2 separate regions of the Homo sapiens genome follow, and region 2 is linked to region 1. The links are chromatin loops, found by intact Hi-C in ENCODE. Cell type or tissue: CD4-positive, alpha-beta T cell. All regions are shown on one strand.

The links. A loop is a pair of places that touch in the nucleus more often than their neighbours do. Peaks named below come from ENCODE experiments on the same cell type or tissue, not always from the same donor. Only the 100,000 strongest peaks of a DNase experiment are listed, where the experiment ranks them.
Region 2: it touches region 1 in a loop (5-fold over the local background); 2 of 110 quality-filtered maps call a loop at or near these places.

Annotation. Positions count from the first base shown.
Region 1 is chr1:40,798,169-40,806,168 of GRCh38, reverse strand. The region is part of intron 1 of KCNQ4 (potassium voltage-gated channel subfamily Q member 4); the gene reads right to left. It also overlaps the pseudogene RN7SL326P. Among named protein-coding and RNA genes, the nearest start is that of KCNQ4, 18 kb to the right of the region's middle. RefSeq lists silencers at 3,694-3,878, 3,388-3,987. In CD4-positive, alpha-beta T cell, no CTCF peak of the experiment used is centred here; DNase peaks (open chromatin) are centred at 468, 2,708 and 3,678; H3K4me3 peaks cover 1,140 bases; H3K27ac peaks cover 1,554 bases.
Region 2 is chr1:41,351,771-41,359,770 of GRCh38, reverse strand. No RefSeq gene overlaps it. Among named protein-coding and RNA genes, the nearest start is that of FOXO6, 5.7 kb to the left of the region's middle. In CD4-positive, alpha-beta T cell, no CTCF peak of the experiment used is centred here; no DNase peak of the experiment used is centred here; H3K27me3 peaks cover 376 bases.

The DNA of each region.
Region 1 (8,000 bases):
CTGGCTTTGGCGTAAAAATTTCATGTGAGGCCGGGCGCGGTGGCTCACGCCTGTAATCCCAGCACTTTGGGAGGCTGAGGCAGGCGGATCACGAGGTCAGGAGATCGAGACCATCCTGGCTAACACGGTGAAACCCCATCTCTACTAAAAATACAAAAACTTAGCCAGGCGTGGTGGTGGGCGCCTGTAGTCCCAGCTACTCCAGAGGCTGAGGCAGAAGAATGGCGTGAACCCAGGAGGCGGAGCCTGCAGTGAGCCGAGATTGCGCCACTGCACTCCAGCCTGGGCGACAGAGCAAGACTCCATCTTAAAAAAAAAAAAAAATTTCATGTGAACAAAAAGCTTTGCTGTTTTTTTAAAAAGTGTGAAATCCACTGAGTTGTGGGCCCAGGCCCAAACCCCTTAGCATGATTGCAAGGAAAGCCCCACCCACCAGGCCAACTTGCTCTTCACTAGCCGGTACCCAACCTGACACTTGGCACTGCATTATCATAGCTCTGTCCCTGACAATGGCAAACGCGCTCTTTTCCCCTCCCCACCTTTACTCATGCTGTGTCTGAGCATGAGCTCAGACTGGCAGGCTTAGGTCAGAGCCCCCACCTCATGCTCCCTTAACCCCCATCCCACCTCCAGAGGGAAAAACAAATCCAACACATCTGAGCCAGAAGGGTGCCTTCTGTGTTCCAGAACTACCAGGAAAGGAGTGATCCCAGAGTGGAATGAGCAAGGGGAGAGTGGTGGGGGGTGAGGGCAGAGAGGCAGGGGAGGTGGAAAGCGGACCATCTACTGGCTATGGTAAGGATCTTGGCTTTTACTCTGAGTGAGATGGGGAGTTTGAGCAGGGAGTAGCTCAATCTTCCTTATGTTTAAAAAGATCACACAGGCTGCTGAGTGAACGGACTATGGTGGGGGAGAGGGGAGGAGGGAGCAATGACGTTTGCCCCATTGTGAGTTGGAAAGTATAATCCTGGCAAGAGATGCCAGTGACTTTTTGTTTGTTTGTTTGTTTTGTTTATTTTTATTTTTAAGAGATGGGGTCTTGTTATGTTGCCCAGGCTGGATTGTAGTGGCTATTCACAGGTGTGATCCCACTACTGGTCAACACGGGAGTTTTGACCTGCTCCGTTTCTGACCTGGGCCAGTTCACCCCTCCCTAGGCAACTTGATGGTCCTCTGTTCCCAGGAGGTCACCATATTTATGCCAAACTTAGTGTGGACACCTGATTGGAATAGCTCACCACAGCCCAGAACTCCTGGGCTCAAATGATCCTCCCACCTCAGCTGCCTGAGTAGCTGAGACTACAGGCACATGCCACTTCACCCTGTGTGACTTTTTTTTTTTTTTTTTTTTGAGACAGGGTCTCACTCTGTTACCCAGGCTGGAGTGCAGTGGTGCAATCACGGCTCACTGCAGCCTCAACCTCCTGGGCTCAAACAATCCGCCAGCCTCAGCCCCCTGAGTAGCTGGGGCCACAGGTGGGTGCCACCATGCCCGACTAATTTATATTTATTTTTTGTAGAGACAGGGTCTCCCCATGTTGCCCGGGCTCGTCTCGAACTCCTGGGCTCAAACAATTCTCCTGCCTCCATCTCCCAAAGTGCTGGGCTTACAGGCATGAGCCACTACCAGCTGATGATGGTGACTTGTATGAGGGGAAGCGGAAGTGGCAAGATATGACCAGATACTGGCTATATCTGGGCACTGAAAGGTCCCTTAGAGATTAACCAACCTTCTCATTTATAGATGGGGAAACTGAGTCCCAGAGAGGGGCCTGGCTTACCTGTGATCATACAGTAGATCAGAGACAGAGTTGGGCCTGGCACCCAGATTTCCTGATTCCTAATGCAATGTTCTTTGGATTTCTCCTCTGTCTGTAGAAGGACTCAGGCACCTGCCTCTCACTCCCACCTCAAAAATTCCCTCATCCTGGGGCCAAGATGGGACCTGCCCCTGCCCTTCCTGCTGCATGTGACTTTGTGGCAGTGGGTTCAAGCATTGCCCAGTTTCCCAGCTACTTGAACCTGGCAGGGGTCAGGGTAACCTCAAAGGAGCCTTCTGTCCTCTGAGTCAGCAGAACCTGTGCACTATATTGGGGGAGGGAGAGGGAGGGAAGAGTCCAAGACAAGGGAAAGAGTTAGTCCTTGCCACTGGGTTCTCAGTACTTCCAGGGCAGAGAGAGCACCAAGAGCTGACAGGGTCGAAGAGGAGCACCGTGGAGGGCAGAGTTCCCTGGGGAGCTCAGGTGCCAAGACTGAGCCCAGCCCAGGAGTTCTGTAGACTCAGCCATTGAGGACCCCACCCAGTGGGTGGTTTGGGGACACAATGAGGAAGAGGGGTTTCAATGCCTTTGTTACTAATAAGCAAAGCAGCATGCAAACTCACAGGCCACACCTGGGGCATCTGGTTACAGCTGCCCTGAGAGCCATGCTCCCAGTGGGAACCCCAAATCCAGGACCAGCCAGACTGAATCCAGTGGGCTTTGCAAGCTGGAAAAGGCTTGCTGTGTGACTCGAGGCCAGGAGCGCAGCTTCTCTGGGCCTGACCCACAGCTAAGGTGGAAGGGTGGTTGGGAGGGTCTTTAACTGGAAGCTGGGAGGACATCTGCAGATACTCTTCTTAGTTTCCTCCGCCTGTAAAGAGAAAGGCTGCCCAGCCTGCAGGCCCAGCTGATGGAGGCAGGATCCTGAGTGGTGGCTGTGAGAGAGGTGTCAGGATTGGGGGGCAGCAGAGGGAGAAGCAGAAGGGCGTGGACACAGCTAGAAAGCTGGGTCGGTGGGTTCTGTCTCCTGACTCCGCCACCAGTCAGCTGAAGACTTGGGAAACTGTGTCTGAGTCTCAGCTTATTCCTCAGTGGGAGGAAGGGATTGGGTGGGAGTCTCTGAGGGCCCTATTTTTTGCTGATCCATCTGGGACTGGCAATTCCAGCTTCCCTAATGGGAAGCAAGGCCGTGGACGGCTCCTGAAGCTGCCAGTCCTCAGGGACTTCTGTGTTCTGGGAGTCCCCAGAAGAGGGTCTTTTACATTTCATTTACATGGAAAGTTTAGAGGGACCTCCTTCTACCTCCAAAACCCTCCCATAATTGAATAATGATAAGCAGAACTTCCAGTAACTTACTAACCACAGAAACCGTGCTGGAGATAGGGGGAAGGGGACAAATTGTATCTCTGGTCCTGATGCCCCCTCCTCTTCTAAATGAGGCAGACAGTCCCTAAATGTATCTCAGTCAAAAGAATGGGCTTGAATTCAGCTCTGCTCTGCCTTGGCTGTGTGACTTTTAGCAAGTTAACTGTCCCTCTCAGGACTCAGTTTCTTCGTCTTTCTAATGGGACCAATGATCCCTGGTCCGGCAGTCTGGAGGCAGGGGTCTCCCCTGGGTGAACCTACAGAGGGGTTGCAGAAAGGCTTGGGTTCACGTAGGGACAAGGGAAGCAGACACCCTGCGCGACTTCTCGGGAGAGGTACGGGTTCCTGCGGGGAGGGCTCCTGGGGGACTCCTCCCCCAGCACAGCCCTCGGCCCCCTTCCCCCGCCCGGGCTCCTTCTCCTCAGCAGGGGCGCCACTGCTCGGCACTCCCAGGTGCCCCCAGCCCGCCTCGGCGAGGGCGGGGCTTACGGAAATGGGCGGGGCATGCCGGGGGCGGGGAATGGTGGGCGGGGCTCTTGCGTCCCTGGGAGGGGCGGGGCTTTGCCAATGCCAGGCCCCGAGAGCGGGAGGGGCCGGGGCGGTGCTGCGGCTCCGATTACCTCCCCGCGGCCTCCCCCGCCCGGCCGGCTACTTTTTCCGTTTCCAAATTAACAATTGAAAACGCGGCGGCCTGAAAGGCGAGCAGCGGGCCAAGCGGAAAGTGTGAAGGTGCCGCCGCGTCCCCGAGGCCAGGGGCGGAGAGGGGGGACGCGACGCCACCGCCGCCTCGGCCTCGCCCTTCCACCTCACAGCACCATCCTAAAGGGCTCTTGGAGTAGGTAGTTTCACGTGTGACCTCAAGTAAGTCATTTCACCTTACGGAGACTCAGTTTCCTCATCCGGAAAATGGGGAGAGAAGACACACCGACCATACAGATAGTGCGGAATAAATTACACAATAGGTAGCAACTATTACTATCTTGTATGGGTAATGATGATAATATTGAGTCCCAAGCCCCCTTCCCCCTCCCATCATAGCCAAAGGAGTTGCCCACCAAGGGAGAATACTGGAGCTGAGGTCCAGTATTCTGGTCCCCTCGCCTCCTCAGGACCTCCCCAAATCCCACCTGACAGATAAAGAAATCAAAGTCGGGTCCTTGCAAAGGGCTCAAAGTCAGGAGTGAGTAGGAAGAACTAGGCCTGAGCCCAGGTCCTGGCCCCGAGGGCCAGGCTGTTCTTACAGAGACAGGTGCTCCCTGGGGCTGGCATCCTGGGCATGGGACCCCTTCTCCTCTGTCATTGTCCAGAGAGGTGAGTGCTGACACAGGGCAGCTGGAACAAATGAGTAGGTAATGGGAAGAGTCCCTGTTCCCAGGCATCCAGCCCAGGCACAGGTGCCAGATGGTAGACACCGGGGATAGATACAGTTCCTGGTTCTCCCGCCCCCCTCAATGTAAGCTCCATGAATGCAGGTACTTGATCTTGTTCCTACTTTCTCTCCAAAACCTAGTGCAGGGCCTGGTGCATTGTAGGTTCTCAATAAATGTTGAGTGAATGAATGAATAAATGAACGAATGAGTAGTCCAGCCAGCTGAGAAAAGCCTCTTATACAACTGCGGCCTCTTGCCTGGCCACTTGTGTGAAGTGGCCTGCTTTGGAGAGGGGGTTTAGGGTGAGTGCCCCTCTCCCCAGCCTGGAGACCTAGGGCAGTGGAATAGCAGGAGAAGAAGACAAAAACTGAGACAGAACAAAGGAGGAGGAGATAGGAGATGTGGTCCCAGAAAGCAGAGTTAAGATCCCCTCTTTCTTCCTAGCCCCTCAAGTCCCATTCCTGGTCAGCCCAGGACTCACCCCCATTCCCCTTCCCCCCAGCCAGCCTCTCACTGACCACCACAATTCCAGCCCCCTATCCCCACCTCCAGTCCACTTACCTTGCAGTCTGAATGCCTCTTCCTCAGCCCCTACCCCATTTACAATCCTACAACAGCTTCTTACTGTTAAAATAGAAAACCCAAGCTCCTTAGACCAGCGTTTGAGGCTGTACACACATCCTAAGCACCAGCGACACTCGACTTCTCCACTCCCTGTACATTTCCACCTTGGTGGCTTTTGTACTGTCTCCCCTTCTTGGGCTGTCTCTCTTCCACCTCATCCATCCATGATCGGCTTTGAATAGAGGAGCTTCTTTAGCCCCTCGTTAGGATTCCAGGGCCCCTGTGGGCCCCCTCAGGCACCCCTTCTCACACTATTCTACAAGAGGGAGAGTGTTCCTACCCGCTTACTCCTCACTGAGATCCATCCCTCTAGGGCAAGGCCAGTCTGGCTCCTCCACAACCCCCAGGCTGGCCCCAGCTGATGCTCAGACAGTATCTGGGGAGTGAACAGAAAGATGCAGTCACCAGGGCCTTGAGTTTCAGCGAGTGGGACTTCCACACTGTCCTGTGAAGCCTGAGAGTTCTGGGTAAGGCTGTCTTGGGGTTGCTGCAGAGGTAGGTGGGTGGGTGGAAGGAGGATTGATGCAAGCTCACCCCTAACTCTGGCAGGACTGGGGAGAGAGTATAAATGGAGACCCACATACCATAAGTCTAAATATTTAAAAGTTTCAATCAGGTTAACAAACTTTTAAATAAAATTTGCTCTATCCTTCCTGACACATATACCTTCATAATGACCTAGAAGACCAGGTTTGAATTTTAGTTCTTGGATGCCTTGGAATCCCATGCTGGAATCCAGCAGGGAAGGGACAGCCAGCCCCTTGCTACCCTCCGATCCTCAGATTCTCTTCCCACACTGGGCCCATCCCTCCCTGGGAGGGGCCTTGGGTACACTCCTGGGGGTGCCTCAGCCTGCTCTTCCGGGCTTTTGCTATACCCACTACAAACAGCCGTCCTTGAGCCTAGGGCTGCTCTGACAGCCCCTGGGAGAAGGGCCTGTGCAGACCCTGGAAGTAGGCATAAGTATTTGGCCAGGGAATTCCAGGGTTACCTGGAATGTGTTCTAGAGCAAGGAGGACCATGTACAGGCTCTGGGTTGATATGCCAGGGCCATATAGGCTGGCATAGAGTGGGTAGAATTCTGGGCCCCAACCCGTGACTCCACCCAGAGTAGCCCTACTTTGATCTGTTTTATATATTGTGCTTCTGTATCAGGTGTCATTCAAAGAACCAGATCTATGACTTGAAACAGTTTGAAAAGCTCTAATCTAGATCCTGCCTGCTACTGAACATGGGAAGCTGAGGTTACCGGGAGGCCAGTGACTGCATTCAGGCAGTGGGTTGGAGCAAATCCAGGGCACAGTCCCAGGCCTCCCTCGTGGAGGCCAAGGCTTGGGAGCACGTTTCTGATCAATAAGACCTAGGGCCTCCAATGGGACAGGCCACCAGGAGGTGGTGAGTGCTCAGTCCCTGGTGGGGGCCAGTGGGCGTGCTGCCAGGGCCTCCTGCCATGACCGGGGGCTGGACCCTCAACTCAGGTAGCCCAGCTCAGGAGTGGAGAGGCCAGACCAGGCCAGAGAAGGAGAGGGAGTCCTGGTATAAACAACCGTGGGGGGACCAAGATGTTTTCTTGTCTCCCAGGCGACGGCAGTGTTTACTGCCTAGCGAGGGGGGGGGCATGGCCCACACATTTGCCTCCCTGACTTGTAGCCAAATTTTTCCAGGAAGGGGTGGCCCAGGATGAGCCCCAAACACTCCTGCTCTGCACCCCAATCATCTTCCCTCAACTTTGCCCCAACATGTGCCCTAAACCTCCCTGACATCGCCCCCATCCTTCAGTCCCACATGCTATGTAGCACTGCACCTCCATCAGTCCTGAATGCCCCAGCATTGCCCCCTAGCTCCTGATTCTGCTCACAGAGTAGGAGGGTGGGGAGCAGAAGCAGGACAGGGGAAGGCCCCAAGCAGAGGAACTGGGTGTATGCCAGGGATCTGAGCTGGGGCTGCTGGGCATGGGGCAAGGACAAACCTCTCCCACGGCCCTGGCCAAGACAGAGGGAGGGCTGCAGCCCTTGGATTAGGAGAGTGCAAATCCCTCTCCCCAGCCAGGGCCCACCCCATGCCTGTCATGTGAAGGGCATTAGATGACCAGACCCCAACAAGGGAGGGGCTGGCAGGTGCCCACATGGTCATGCCACAGCCAGCTCCTTTGCCCAGGCAGCCAGGCCAAGGAGAAAAAACCCTTGATGCAGGAGGGCAAGTGGCAAGGTCCCCTTCCCCCACGGGCAGCAGCTGCAGCCAGGTCCAAACACAGGGGCACAGGGGTTGGTGTGGCTTGAGTTCCAGCCAGCAGCCCAGCCCAGCTTCCACATATATACACACACCCTGCCCAGCTGACGATGGGTCTCGTTGAGACACCAACTGATTTTCGCTGAGAGCGCAGGCTCAAAAATGGGGCTGTGTCCATCAGGGATCCTAGACAGGCATCTGGACCCCTGGAGTCCAGCCCTAAGTCAGCAACTTCTCAGCTGAATGACCTTGGGCAAGTCACTTCTCCTTTCTGAGCCTCAGCACAAAATAGCATAATAGTATCTTCCTCCAGGGTTGTTACATGAATTCAGTGGGATTCATTGAACAAACAATAAGTAAAGCCCACAATGGGTCCAGCATGCCTAAAACGGCTTTGTGGACTGTCAGTGGGAGAGAGGACCTCCTTCCCAGTACAGGTAGTATTTTGGACCTCGAGCTAAGGCTCGAGATGTGAAAAACGTCTGCCCAAGACCATCCAGAGGGTGCCTAAGCCCAGGCCAGCCCCTGGGAAGCTCTGCAGAAAGGTTTTCACTGTTATTTATCATCATTGGAGACAACTAAGATGCTTGGACTGAGCCTGGGTTCTGGTCTGGGCTCTACTGCTGACCTGAGTTTAGTCCCTGCCCTGTTC
Region 2 (8,000 bases), 550 kb before region 1:
GGCGTGGCATTTGCCTGAGTCATATCCCAAGGCAAGGGTGGGCATGGGAAGTGCTGGCTGACGACCCCTCCGATCCATACACATACACACATCCTCCAGGTGATTCTGTTTAGAGTCACAAGGAGCCTGAAATCATTGCTGAATCCACCCCCCACCACCACATCACTCGTATGCCCTCCATGCCTGGGGAGTCCATACTGGGAGCTGCTCCCCTAAGGGACCCTGGAGACCGAGCAAGCCTCCCGCCAGTCTGCGGCCCTGGCCCAGCTCTGAGCTGTGAGGCAGAGGCCTGCTGAGGGCCATACCATTGCTGGGAGGATCCTTAGCTGGGGGCCCTGGCACAGGCTGCCAACATGGGTCTGGGAAGCCAGGTTGGCAGAGATGCACTAGAGGCTGACTCAGGCCCCTGCCCTGCCCGGTGTCCACAGCTGCTGCCTGGACTCTCCTCTGAGGCCCATGTCTGGTACACTCAGCTCCTACACACACACACACACACACACACACACACATTCAAACTCACACCCAATGGCACACACTCACATTCTTCTCACTCACAACTTGGCCCCTGCTCACACATTCATTTTGAGGCAGTATAACATAGTGATTAAGAGCATGGGCAAGATACATAACTGCTCAAAGCCACTCTTTCCTACTCTACAAATGACTACCATAATAGCACTACCTTCACAGGATATTTGAAAAATTAAATACATTTATGAATGTGAGCACCAGGCTCAGAATAAGCGCGCAATAAATGCTAGCTGTTTTTATTGCTGCTTTTGTGTGTACATACCTTCCCTTCCTACTTTGCCCAGCTCATACAGTCCCACCTGCTCTTACCATGCACACACTCACAGCCGCTCACACATGTAGGCTCACTCACAAGCACACTCGCCACGTGCCTCACGCTTGTGTCTCAATTACACAGACCCATGGTTTCTACCTACAGTTCCCTTGACCACCAGCTCTCACCCTTCCCCGCTCCCCCAGGCTGGCTCTCAAGCTCCCATCCACCCTCCCTACCACGCCCACATTCATTTCTGTTCACAAACAAGCCCCCACTTGCTTCCCCTTTCATTCCTCGTTTTTCCACATGCAGGCACATATTCTTCACTCACACCTCCCTGGACACTGGAACATGCTCGCATTCCAGTGCACGCGCACTCACTTGCCCACAGGCAGGTGGATGTGCGCGTTACCCACTCAACTCGTGCTTGGATCACAAAACTTGTACACATACACTCAAACAATCCCAGCGCATGCCTCAATACCTCAGCTGACTCGCCCACTCCCAGTGAGGAGCACACACCACACAATTCTCCCAACACACACTGCCATCGGCAGACACCCCCCACCCGGGGCTAAGGTGGCACTCCCCTCGCCCTCAAGAGACTGTCTCCTCCCTGTCACTTCCCCTCCTCCAGTCTCAGCTCCCCAGCCCCTCCCAGCGCTCAGAATAGCCCCTGCCACCACTGCTGCTGCCACCGCTGAGCCATCAGGGCCCGCCAGAGCCTGCTTCCCAGTGCTTGCTGCCAGCTTTCCCGGCTCACTCAGGGCAAGTGAGGACAGGAGGACGCGCTTCTCTGAGGCTTGATGGGCATAGCTGCGCTGCATCCCCAGAGCCCACCTGGAAAAAGTCAGCCATCCTGGGATTGGCTGCTGCCACTTGCTCAGGACCTGTGTGCCCTGGTCCTCATACCCCCGGCTGAAAGCAGAGAGGGCTGCCTCTCAGAGAAACCCAGGTCTGGGAAGGAAGAGGTTTGCTCAAGGAAGTGCAGTGAGTTGGGAACAGAGCCAGACCACAATCAACCCAATCATTCCTAGCCCATCATGCAGGAGCTTGAGAAGACCCTCCCCTAAACCACATGGTTATCAAGAACCCCCACCCTGCCAGCACTGAGCAGAGCCTGGCTGATATTTAATGCCACCGTTGCCAGGAAAAAGGAATAGCACAGAGATGATGTCTGGGGACACCTCTGGAGGGGAGGGGAAGGGGCTGGTGACCAGAGGAGGCCTCCAGGGGCAGAAAGGGGGAGTGTCTGCAGAAGCCAGAGGGGATATCAGGACAGCTGGGAGCGCCTCCAGGACAGGCTCAGGCCTGGCCCCTGCAGGGACAGTGACAGGGAGTGGGTGGGGCTGAGCTGAGGAGGCTCAGCTGAGGGGGACAGTGCAGCAATGCAGCCCCTATAAGAAGACCCAAGGCCCCTTCGGCGGCCTGCACAGACCACAGACCAGGCCTGGGCAGAGAGTTCTGCTGGCTCTGGGGAGGCAGCTTACAGCAGCGACTGCTGGGTGCCCAAGAACATGGAGCCCAGGCCCAAAGGACCTTGTACCTTCCTTGTCCAGGAGGCTGTACCACCACTGGCAGGGTAGAGAATCACTGGCATAGTGATTAAGAAATGAATGCCAAAGTGAGCTCCTCTTACAGGCCAAGCCCATTCTGCACACCATCCCATTCAATCCTATATTCTTATCCCCATAAGGTTCCCCAAGCACTCACTAAGTGCTGGCCCCTGTGGAGCACCTGACAGGCATTACCCAAAAGAATCAGACTCCTAGGAGCAAGAACTGGGCACATCTCGTTCACTGCTGTGTCTCTGGGGCCTAGAGCAGAGGCTGACACAGAGGAGACCTTCTGTAAATATCTGTTGAGTGAAGGGATGTGAAAAGAAATCACAACCACCTGAGAGGCAGAAAGTATTATTCCCATTTTCTGGATGGGGAAAGTGAGGCTGAGAGAAGGGAAGTGAGTAACTTACTTCCCTGGAACTCAAACTAGAGTCTGGGTTTGCTCCTTGCATAGCACCGCGGGGCAGGGAAAAAATGAGCTTGGGGCAAGTAACTTCCCTTTTCTAAGTCTCAGTTTCCTCATCTGGGAAATGGGAATGGCTGCACTTACATCAAGATCCCATATGTGAAGTGCCAAGCACAAAGCCCTGCAAAGAGTATGTCAAACATCACATGTCCTTCGTCCTCCTCCTCTGCCTTGGGTTTGTCCTGATAGTCTAAATTTCGGCAGGACCACACCTGGGAGCTAAGATGCCTGTATGTCACCCCCCTTCTGTACCATGGGAAGGAGGTATATTAATTTGTTAGCACTGCTGTGATAAAGTACCACAAACTGGGTGGCTTAAAACAATAGGAATTTATTGTCTCACAGTTCTGGAAGCTAGAAGTCTGAAATCAAGGTGTTGGCAGGACCACACTGTCTCTGAAGGCTCTAGGGGAGAATCCTTCCTTGCCTCTTCTAGCTTCGTGCAGTTGCCAGCAATCCTGCATGTTTCTTGTCTTGTAGACGCATCATTCGAGTCTCTGCCTCGGTCTCAACATGGTGTTCTTCCCCGCCTGTGTCTTCACATGGCAATCTCCTGTCCATCTCTGTATCTTTCCTATTCTTGTAATGACACCTACCATATTGGATTTAGGGCCCATTCCATTCTAGAATGACCTCATTTTAACTTAGCTAATTATATCTGCAGAGACTTTATTTTCAAACAAGTCTATATTCTGAGGTTCCTGGAAAGGCAAGAATTTTGGGGGGCCACTATGGAACCCATTGCAAGAGATGTAATAGAAAATGTGTAGGATTTGGAGACAGGCAGGTCCAGATTTGAATTCTGCCTCCTTCACGAAGAAGCTATTTGACTTTGGCCTTCTCTGAGTCGTCTTGTTTCTTACCCTGTAACGTGAGGACAACAACCTCGACCTCCCAGGGTTGTTGCAGGGAAAAGATAAGTGATGATTTGATGGCAGTGCCCGGCAGAATAAGACCTAGTATCTCACTGTGGCCTCACTGCCTGCCATGTCCTGCCCAAATGTCCTCTCCTCTGGATTGTCCTGTCCCCAGGGCCTCCAACAGTGGTGTGAAAACACTGGGCTGCAGTATTCTGCTACTGGCCCTGCTCTTGGCTAAGTCACTTCTTTCTGGAACTCTGTTGCCTCATCAGTCAAATGGGTGGAGGACCTAGGCAGATACTCTCGAAGCTTCCATCTGAGGGTGATGTTCACAGAGTCTTGAGACCTCCTTGCAAAATACTAGTTTGGAACTCTAAAGACACAACCATCACTATAAGAAGTCACTGAAAAGGGAGTGAGCTTTCTAGGAGAAAGCTACCCCTTCCAGCTTCCCTCCTCCCACCAGGCCCTCCCAATCCCCACCAGGCCATGGAGGCAGTGGACCTTCCCAAGTCAGTAAGCCTCCACTTGTGAGGACCCCCCAGACTTGCTGCTTCTCCCCTTGGCGGCCATAGCCCCAGCACTGGTAGGTGACTGTGGAAGGAGGTAGCTAGTACCAGCTCCATTAAGGACCCACTGTGTAGCCATGGAATGGTTACTTACCTCAGTTTCCCCATCTGCAAAATGAAGATCACATCTATCCCACTCCCCCAGAGGAGGTACAAGAATAAAAGGAGATAATGAGGTAGGGAAGGAGCTATGTGGCCTCTGAAAAATTGTAAGTATTTCTCTCTCTGGCTGACAGCTTGGCCTTGCCCTGTGTCCTCTAGATGCATGGCCAGCGTCACCACCTCCTCAACTTGACTGTTGGTCTCAGGGCCCCACCACACAGGGAACCCTGGTAGAGAGGCTGGCGCCTCCTGGTGAATTAAGATAATTAGAACAACCAGCCCTGCAGAAGTGGCTGACGGAGGGAGGGAGGAAAGGCCTCCTGTGTGCCAGGCACTGTGTTGTGTGTTCCATCTTATTTAATCCTGAAAGCCACACTCTGGAGTAGCCACAGCTATTCCCATTGCAGATGGGGAAACTGAGGCAGCACTCCTGAGGAAACTTCACAGTGCCATTGTGAGAATGATAATAATAATGACTGCTATGGTCGAAACGTTTAAGTCCGCCCCAAAATTAATATGTTAAAATCCTCACCTGCAAGGTGATGGTATTAGAAGGTGGGGCCTTTGTGTGGTGATTAAGTCTTGGGGCTGGAGCCGTTATGAATGGGATTTGTGCCTTTATAAAGAGGCCCTAGAGAGACCCCCTGCCCCTTCTGTCATGTGAGGTTGGACCAAAAAGTCAAAGTCTATGAACCAGAATACAGGCCCTCACCAGACACTGAATCTGCCAGCACCTGGATCTTGGACTTTCCAGGCTCCAGAAAGGTGAGAGGCACATTTCTGTTGATTATAAGCTACCCAGTTATAGCAGCCCACGTGACTAAGACAATGACGAGAAAATAATGTATCAAAGCACTTACTAAGTGCACCCTTTATGCAAAGTGAGTCCCTGGCTCTCACTTGATCCTAAATTAATCCTAGAGCCTGGGATTATTTTAGAAGGGACAGCAGAGGCTCAGAGAAGTAAAATAAATTTCCCCAGGTCACAGAGCCAGAACCTCAGCCCATATTTTCCAGCCCCGAAGCCAACGCTTTCATGGCTACAGCTGCTTTCTCTCACCTGGTTGCTGCCTGCACAGGTGGGTGTTGCCAAATAAGTGGGGCACAGACTTCCCAGGCCAAATGGAGCAGACAGGTTGGCAGAGAGGGGGCATGCCCTCTTCTCCCCTTTGTGTTGTGTGAAACATGCTTAGCCCACACCCTTAACTTCTACTTTTAATTACTGCAATTTAATATTTGGGTTAGAGTAAGTGAGGACAAGCCAAAAATGTGGTCCCCACCAATGCTGTCATCCTACCCTTTGTAAACTCTCATCAACCAGCCGATAGTCCCTCAGCTGGTCTGACCGCCCTGGGACCTGGTTCCGGCCCCAGGCTGCTTTGCAGTCACTTCTCTGCTGCTCCTCTGGGTGCTAGGCATGGCCTGAGCAGGGCCCCACCACTATGACCACAACTCTTACCCGCAGGGCCCAGGCCAGCCACGTGTGCCGCCCACATTCTCTCTGCAGCTGCCGTTCAGAGGCCCTCTCACCCAGTAGAAAGACCTCATGCCGTGCGTGCTTATCCTAGGCCTACCTGCCTAACATGCTTTTCCTGAACCTTCATTTTTATCTCCTGATCTCCTGGCCTCTGTCCCTTAACATGGAGAGTGCAGGAATTGAGCCCAAAAGGCTTGGGTTAGAATCCCGGCTGTAACTTGGTGACCTTGGACATTTCATTTCCCTGAGCCTCAGTTCCTTAGCAGTAAGACAACACTGGCGTTGGCAGCAACAGCACAGGACTATTGTGAGGATGATAATAATAATAATAATAATAATGACAGGCTGGATGTGGTGGCTTATGCCTGTAATCCCAGCACTTTGGGAGGCCGAGGTAGGTGGATCACTTGAGGTCAGGAGTTCGAGACCAGCCTGGCCAACATGCTCACGCCTATAATCCCAGCACTTTGGGAGCTCGAGGTGGTGGGATCACTTGAGCCCAGGAACTCCAGACAAGCCTGGGCAATGTCCCTACAAAAAAATCAAAAACTTAGCCAGACACAGTGGCCAGTGCCTGTGGTCTAGCTACTCAGAAGGCTGAGGTGGGCCGGGCACGGTGGCTCACGCCTGCACTTTAGGTGAATCCCTGTCTCTACTAAAAATACAAAAATTAGCCAGGCTGGTGGTGGGCGCCAGTAATCCCAGCTACTTGGGAGGCTGAAGCAGGAGAATCACTTGAACCTGGGAGGCAGAGGTTGCAGTGAGCTGAGATTGTGCCGGTGCACTCCAGCCTGGGTGACAGCGAGACTCTATCTCAAAAAAAAAAAAAAAAGAGACAAAAGAAAATAACAATAATATTTCTCAAGAACATATTAAGTACAGCCTCTGTGCTAAGTGATTCCATGGCTCTCACTTGATCCTTCATCAATCAGGAGAGGTTGGCATTATTTTACTGTCATCCCCATTTCACAGATGAAAAGGGGGAAACAGAAGTTCCTGGCACATAGTAGGCACTTGACAAGTGCTGATTGTTTCTATGGCTTTTGGTTTTTCAACCATCTAAATTCATAAATTAAACCAACTATTCTCAAGCTGAGCTAGAGTACACAGCAGTTGTTCCTACCTGTGGCATCTGTAGGTGTCTGGCTTGCTCAGTGACTCTAGCTTGGCAAACGGATTGCCCAGGCTGGCTCCTTGTTCTGAGATATCTCATCCAAAGATCTCATCCATCCAAACTCATAAAGAGCCTATGCTGGGGTCAGGAGATGTGGGCCCCTGGGCCAACTTGACCAGTGTTTTACTTAACTCCTCCGAGCCTCAGTTTCCTCTATTTATGTTGCAGAGAAGAGTAGTAGGAGTGGCACATAATAGGTGCTTCTAAACTTTTGGCTCCACAACCTCTCCATATGCCTTAGTCATTTGCATGAGATATAATTAAAGACCAATTCAAAACACTGACCAGCCAAACACAAAAGGGAGCCATTAACACAGTGAACAAATCAATAGAGAGGGGGTGGGTGAGCAAGCGCTCTCCTGATGTCACTGGATGGGCCCTCCGTCCCCACATTGCAATGTGTGCAGATATGCTACCTTCTTGCCTGCTGGGAAGCACAGAGTTAAATCTTGTATCAAACACAGGAACTATTCTAAGTGTAGGTTTGTAGTTCATTCTCTTTTCCCGTTGTATTACAAAGTTCTTACTTCTTTTCCTTACTTAATGGTTGTATTTTTATTGTATGTGTCATTTTATAAAAATCAGAATCTACCCAAATCCCTTTTTATGGAAGTAGAGGCATAAATGATGAGGGAGGAAAAGTAGTACAGATACAGGAAGTCAATCCACATACAGGGTGAGACAGAACTCAGGCAGCTTTCTCACATCCCTGACCAACGCCTTTGAAAGTCAGCTTGTCTGTCACCTCTTCTAAGAAGCCTCCTTGGATCACTTTGGATGATGCCTTAGGTTTCTCCAGAGAAACAGAGCCAACTGGAGATAGATTAAACAGATTGATTGATGAATAGATAGATAGATAGATGATAGATAGATAGATAGATAGATAGATAGATAGATAGATAGATAGATAATGAGGAAACTGGCTCACACAATTATGGAGACTGAGAAGTTATGGAGGCTAAAAAGTTCCACAGTCTGCCCTTGCAAGCTGGAGGTCCAGGAG